Linked DNA regions of Homo sapiens: region 1 is linked to region 2. A link is an interaction called in ENCODE POLR2A ChIA-PET data of the cell type or tissue named here. Cell type or tissue: K562. All regions are shown on one strand. Links, peaks and the distances in the headings refer to the core of each region. The heading gives the core; the rest is flanking DNA. Region 1 overlaps ILK (integrin linked kinase). Region 2 has its middle 12 kb from the start of MRPL17.

Region 1 (2,846 bases), core at 1-2,500, 65 kb after region 2:
CTACCCATCTCAGGAATTAAGGGCTGAGTACTCACCTCTGCCACTTGATCTTGGCCCCAAAAACAGGCATAGTGCAGGGGCACATTCCCGTGTTCATTCACTGCATTGATGTCTGCCTTGTACTGCAATAGCTGGACCCCATGGCCAGACAAAAAGAAGAGGCAGAAAGTACAGTCAGTTCCAAATGAGATACTGGTGTCAGGGCATGGGAAAAGGGGGAAGAGCACACATGCTTTCTACTGTATGTTACAGTGCCTGTGACTGACCCTCATGGCATGTATGTGATGTGGATGACGAAGGAGTTTGTACGTACCTTCTGTACAATATCACGGTGTCCATGACTGGCTGCCAGATGCAGGGGGGTGTCATCCCCACGGTTCATTACATTGATCCGTGCCCCCCGCATGATCAACATCTCAACCACAGCAGAGCGGCCCTCTCGGCAGGCCCAGTGCAAGGGGGAGAAGCCATGATCGTCCCTTTGAGGAAGGGGCAATGGTCATTGAGCTGGAGGTGGGATGGGGCAAAGGTTTTGATTCCTGAAAAACTGATAATTACATACTCTCTGGGAAGGCTTACCTCTCTAGGACTTTGATTCTCATTCATGCCAGCAACTCCCAAAGCTGTCCATTTCAGACCTTCCCCTGAGCTTCAAACCAAACCAACCACCTAGATATCTCAACAACCTCTATAAAAAAATGTGTTATCTTCACCATATCCCACATCTCATTTCCTTAGGTGGTAGTGCTCTTCCCCTGGTTTCTCTTGCACCCCTTCTGCAACATCTATTGGTCCTTTCTGTTTTCCACCACATCTTATATGTCCCCCTACTTCAGCACTTGTTGCACTGGATTGTAAAAATCTGTTAATGGACTGTCTTGTCTGTTAGACCTTTAAGTTTCTTGAGGGAATGGATTGACAGCAGCTGTTCAGTGCATGTTAGTGGGGGAGAAGGGTGTCTTGGAGAAGGCAGGCCACAACTTATAGAAGAGGGAACAAACTTACTATTTGGCTCTGGTACTGAAACTAACATCTAAAAATGGAATGGAATTTAAATGATGTTTTGGAAGGGTTTATGTTGAAAAGGAGAAATGCTTTTGACTACTGATGAGGTAGATAACAAACCACCATGCAAAGCAGGATTCCCCTACTTAGCAATCCTGTGCATAGAAAACAGAAGAAAATGAGAATGGCTGTTTTGGGATTAAAACTATACCTGATTTTTTTCTTTTCCAAGAAATATGTATTTTATAAAGTAAAGTATACAAACAAAACAAAACAATTGGTTTGGAGCTGGGCCTGCCTGACAGCCTGGGGCCATAAAAGGAAATTCCCTCCAGTTCGGGGCTGCAGATTCAAGGGGCGGAGCAGGGGGCGGTCCGTGGTCTGGGCCAGCAGCCTCCGGATGCCTTAGTGTTGTGGTCACTTCCTGTGTGCGACTCTAGGCAAGGCCTGGAGCTGATCAGGGGTCTGGCCATCCAGATGCCCGTACAGCTGAAGGGGTTGGGGGGTGTGGCCTTTAAGTTAATCATTTTCCTCCACAACTTGCTCGCATCTGCTAACACAGAAATAGCCAAAAGCTTTTCCTTGAGATGGGATTATCCCCAGGAAGCATTACGCCCCCTGTTTATCAGTTGGTCTTGCCTCCTAGACCTTTAATTTGTGCCCTGACTTATCAGCTTCCAGTACTGCCTGTGGCGCCAGGGCAGGCCAAACTCGGGGGGCAAAAGTATGGGCACAAGGGTTCTGTTCACTATCAGGCTGCCTGCCACCTCAGGGCCTGGACTTCTATCTCAAGAAGACCTGCAAGGAATTAACCCCCTCTTCATATCCAGCATATAGCCAACTTTGGCCCCCATACTTTACTCCTCAAACCAGCACCACAACCTTCCAGTTTCATTAATTCCACCCCTTTTCCTTCTGGCAGCATCTTCCTAGAGTCTTCCTAGACTCAGCTAGAGTCTTCCTAGATGCTAGGCCCACTGGGCAACTGCCTAAGCCTCTATTTCCTCACCAACAAAACAGTAACAGTGCTTACTGTCTTTATCAGGGTACCCTTTGAGAATTATATGAAAAATGGAACAAATGACTTTGCAAAGTATTAAAGAGAAATAGTGTAGAACCTAATGGGAACCAGTGAAGTCTAGACTAAGATGACAGGTGATCCTGACCTGTCAAACCTAAAAACTAAACTCCACCAATTTTAAAAAATAAAGAATTTGATTTTGCCACTCTGAGTCACCATCACTACTGCTCTTCTTGCCTTCCTATCTCAGCCAACCTTGTAGAACTGGTGTACATTCACTTTCACTATTTGCTCACCTCTCAACTTTTGTTTTCTTTTTCTTTTTTAAGACAGAGTCTTGCTCTGTGGCCCAGGCTGGAGGGCAGTGGCATGATCTTGGCTCACTGCAGCCTCTGCTTCCCGGGTTCAAGCAGTTCTCCTGCCTCAGCCTCCGAGTAGCTGGGATTACAGGCGCACGCCACCACGCCTGGCTAATTTTTGTATTTTTAGTAGAGACAGGGTTTCACCATGTTGGTCAGGCTGGTCTCGAACTCCTGACCTCGTGATCCACCAGCCTCGGCCTCCCAAAGTGCTGGGATTACAGGCGTGAGCCACCGCGCCCGGCCTACTTTTCAATCTGCCACAAATCTGCTGTATCGAGAGCAGAGATTATGTCAGATTCTGGACTCTAGCACCCAGCACAGAAGGTGTTCATCATAGTGCCTTAAATTAAGGAACCCAATGTAGTCTGATTTCTTCACCCATTATTCTGAAACAACACTCACAGATGGTCAAATACATCCTAACTGCACACTGAGGGGAGCAACAGACACTGGGGCCT
Region 2 (2,911 bases), core at 146-2,645:
AAAAAAAAAGATTAGAAGCTGGTAAACCAAATAGGAAGCTAGTTAAGGAGTCTAAGTGGAGTTGGAAACCCAGATTAGGCCAAAAACAGGGAAAACCTAGAGAAGCTGACAGAACAAACAGCCATAGAAAAGGTAGAATAGGCTAGACACATTGTATGTGATTACATGAGGTGGAGGAGAAATTAAGAGTCGAGGATAACACCAGGTTTCTGTTTGGGTAGTTGGGTAGAGAAATTCTATTCACATATTCACAGAGAATGAGGATAAGTAAGAGGGGAAGTAGATCAGGAGTTACAGTGATGAACTTGGTTGTAAATATACTCGTGTTAAGGAACTGTCTTGTTAACAATTGTTCTGGAGCTCAGAGGATAGAGGTAAGCTAGCAATTCAAACTTGAGAGTCATACGCACATACATGGGAAATGGAGCAATTGGTTTAGATGAGATTTCTCAGACAGGAAATATAGGGGGAGAAAAAAAAGAGTCCTAGCATAGAGCCAACATACAAAGGCCAGAGAGAGAGAGAGAGAGAGACAGAAAGACAGAGAAAGAGAGAGTAGCCCTCTTAGGGGATTGAAAAGGAGCACTACAACTAGAACACTGCTGTCTCAAAATCCAGAGGAACAGAGTGTTGAAAATGTCAATTTGAGTCTATCTCCCCCAGTAGATTGTGAGTTATTGGGGGGCATACAATAGTTAATTTTGTATTCTCAGAACCTAACGTTGGCCAGGCTCCAGAGTATTGGTTTAAAGACTATCTTTGGCCATTGGACTTGGAAATTAGGACATTCACTATTGACCTCTGATAGAGTTGTCTCTTCAGAGGGGCAAAAGCAGAAACCATAAATACAGCTCAAGAAGTTTGGTGACCATGAAAAGGGAAGACAAGGCAGAGACACATCAGCAACTTGAAAGGGAGTCACATTTAAAAAGTCCATTTTGGGGATTTTTTTTTTTTTGCAAGGTCATTCATTTGTACAGATAGACACTTAAAGGGTATGTGTAAATTGAGGGGAAAATCCAAAATCTTGGGTTGAGAGCAAGAAGAAAGGGAGCTTTCTTCTCATTCCTTATTGTTGCTTCCATAGCTCCTCCATTTTTGTGTAAAGTCCCTTATCTTTTGGGACTCAGGACATTGGTTTTACCACTTCCTGTTAATGGTCTCGGCCTTAGCTGCTAAGGGATAAGGATCCTAGGGCATCTTTTAGCCCAACCGGCAGGAAGTCAGTTGGCAAGGTTGCAGTTTAAGCATGTCTACTTTTCAGGAGAAAGCATGCACAGTATATACTCCACAGCTAGTAAAAAAAAAAAAAAAAAAAAAAAGAATCATTAAATTCGGTCAGAGACCTAACAGGATGGGTCTAGAGAAGATTGAGAGAACATGAATTCAAAACCTGACTGAGTAGTCAATACGGAGCTGGCAGAGATAGAAGCAAATACAGGAAGGTAAAGACCTCTCTAGAGAAGTTCTGCAAACACTCGAGAACAAGATTCCCTTCCCCGTCCCACCTTTTTAATGACAGGATGGTTCATTCATGCTGGGCTAATGGAGTTTGGGGTTGGGAGAAGACAGCTCCTAATCACTCACAGATTCAGTGAAGTCTTAGTCTCAGAGTCTTGCTCACCATCCCAAGACCTGCTATCATTCCATCCATGTGCTTGCCCCATCCATGTAGTTGCTCCATCCAAGTCTCTGGCCCCACTGTTCTACATTGTCCTCACCTCCAGTAACCCATCCAACCAGCCCACTCTGTTTACCAGGCCTCTGGCCCTTTCCTGATGAGATCTGCTTTACCCCTGAAATTTTGCCCTCCAGAATCTCACTCTGTAAACCCAGCTTCTTGTCTCTGGCTCCCTCATCCCCTTACACTCAGATGTTAAACCTCTAACCTCTTGAAACTCCAGTCCTTTGGACTCTCTCTTTTACCCTTTTGTCTACCAGGCCTTTCTTCTTTTTCAACTCAGCCTGGATGTCATGAGCCAACACCACCATTCTCATGCCATGCCCTGTTGAACCCGTTGTCTTTTTCTCCCACCTACATACTAATCACCAGATTCTCTACTCCTGTGCCTTCTTCACTGAACACTCCTAGAAACAAGAAGCATCAACAACCATTGGAATTGTCACCAACAGAGCTGGGTCCTGAACACAACTCAGCAAGCTTGGGTTGTCCAATTCCATCACCTCATTGACTCCTGCAAACTCTCTCCACTTTTTTTTTTTTTTTTTTTTTTTTTTTTTTTTGAGATGCAGTCTCACTCTGTCACCCAGGCTGGAGTGCAGTGGCATGATCTCAGCTCACTACAACCTCCATCTCCCAGGTTCAAGCGATTCTCCTACCTCAGCCTCCTGAGTAGCTGGAACTACAGGCATGCACCAGCACACCTGGCTAATTTGTGTGTGTTTGTGTGTGTGTGTGTGTGTGTGTGTTTAGTAGAGACAGGGTTTTGCCACGTTGGACAGGCTGGTCTCAAACTCCTGACCTCAGATGATCCACCTACCTCGGCCTCCCAAAGTGCTGAGATTACAGGCATGAGCCACCCCGCCGAGCCTTTCTCCACTTTTCTTAAACCCTCTACTTCACCTTCACCTCTGTCAGCACTTAACCTCACTGCCTATTCTGCAAAAAAGAAAAAGGAGTCTGTAGGCAAAGTTCTCTCAATTTCCTGTCCTCGTGATCCTTATCTGTACCCACAAACTAGGCAATTAGTTGAAAGAGTATTTACTGAAGACAATTCACCCAATGACCAAGCTACCCAAAGTCCAATTCGCCAAATTTTCCAAATTTACCAACTTAGAAAAATCTGCTTTTGGACACCAATATCTAATTTAGTGAAATTATCCATTCAAAAATTTGTTTATATCAGCAATTTATAAAGTTTATGGCAATTGTGTTGCATGGAAAAGTTTA

What was found. ChIA-PET counts read pairs that join two places held together with the same protein. Peaks named below come from ENCODE experiments on the same cell type or tissue, not always from the same donor. Only the 100,000 strongest peaks of a DNase experiment are listed, where the experiment ranks them.
Region 1: POLR2A ChIA-PET joins it to region 2 with 5 read pairs; 32 of 35 experiments call an interaction of 5 or more read pairs at or near these places.

What each region holds. Positions count from the first base shown.
Region 1 is chr11:6,605,679-6,608,524 of GRCh38, reverse strand. ILK (integrin linked kinase) reads right to left here. Exons shown (of 13, transcript NM_004517.4): 3 at 314-479; 4 at 36-131. TAF10 (TATA-box binding protein associated factor 10) reads left to right here. Exons shown (of 5, transcript NM_006284.4): 5 at 1-2,231. Among named protein-coding and RNA genes, the nearest start is that of ILK, 3.3 kb to the right of the region's middle. RefSeq lists enhancers at 1,272-1,566, 2,218-2,417. In K562, for the core only: no CTCF peak of the experiment used is centred there; a DNase peak (open chromatin) is centred at 1,404.
Region 2 is chr11:6,670,355-6,673,265 of GRCh38, reverse strand. No RefSeq gene overlaps it. Among named protein-coding and RNA genes, the nearest start is that of MRPL17, 12 kb to the left of the region's middle. In K562, for the core only: no CTCF peak of the experiment used is centred there; a DNase peak (open chromatin) is centred at 1,155.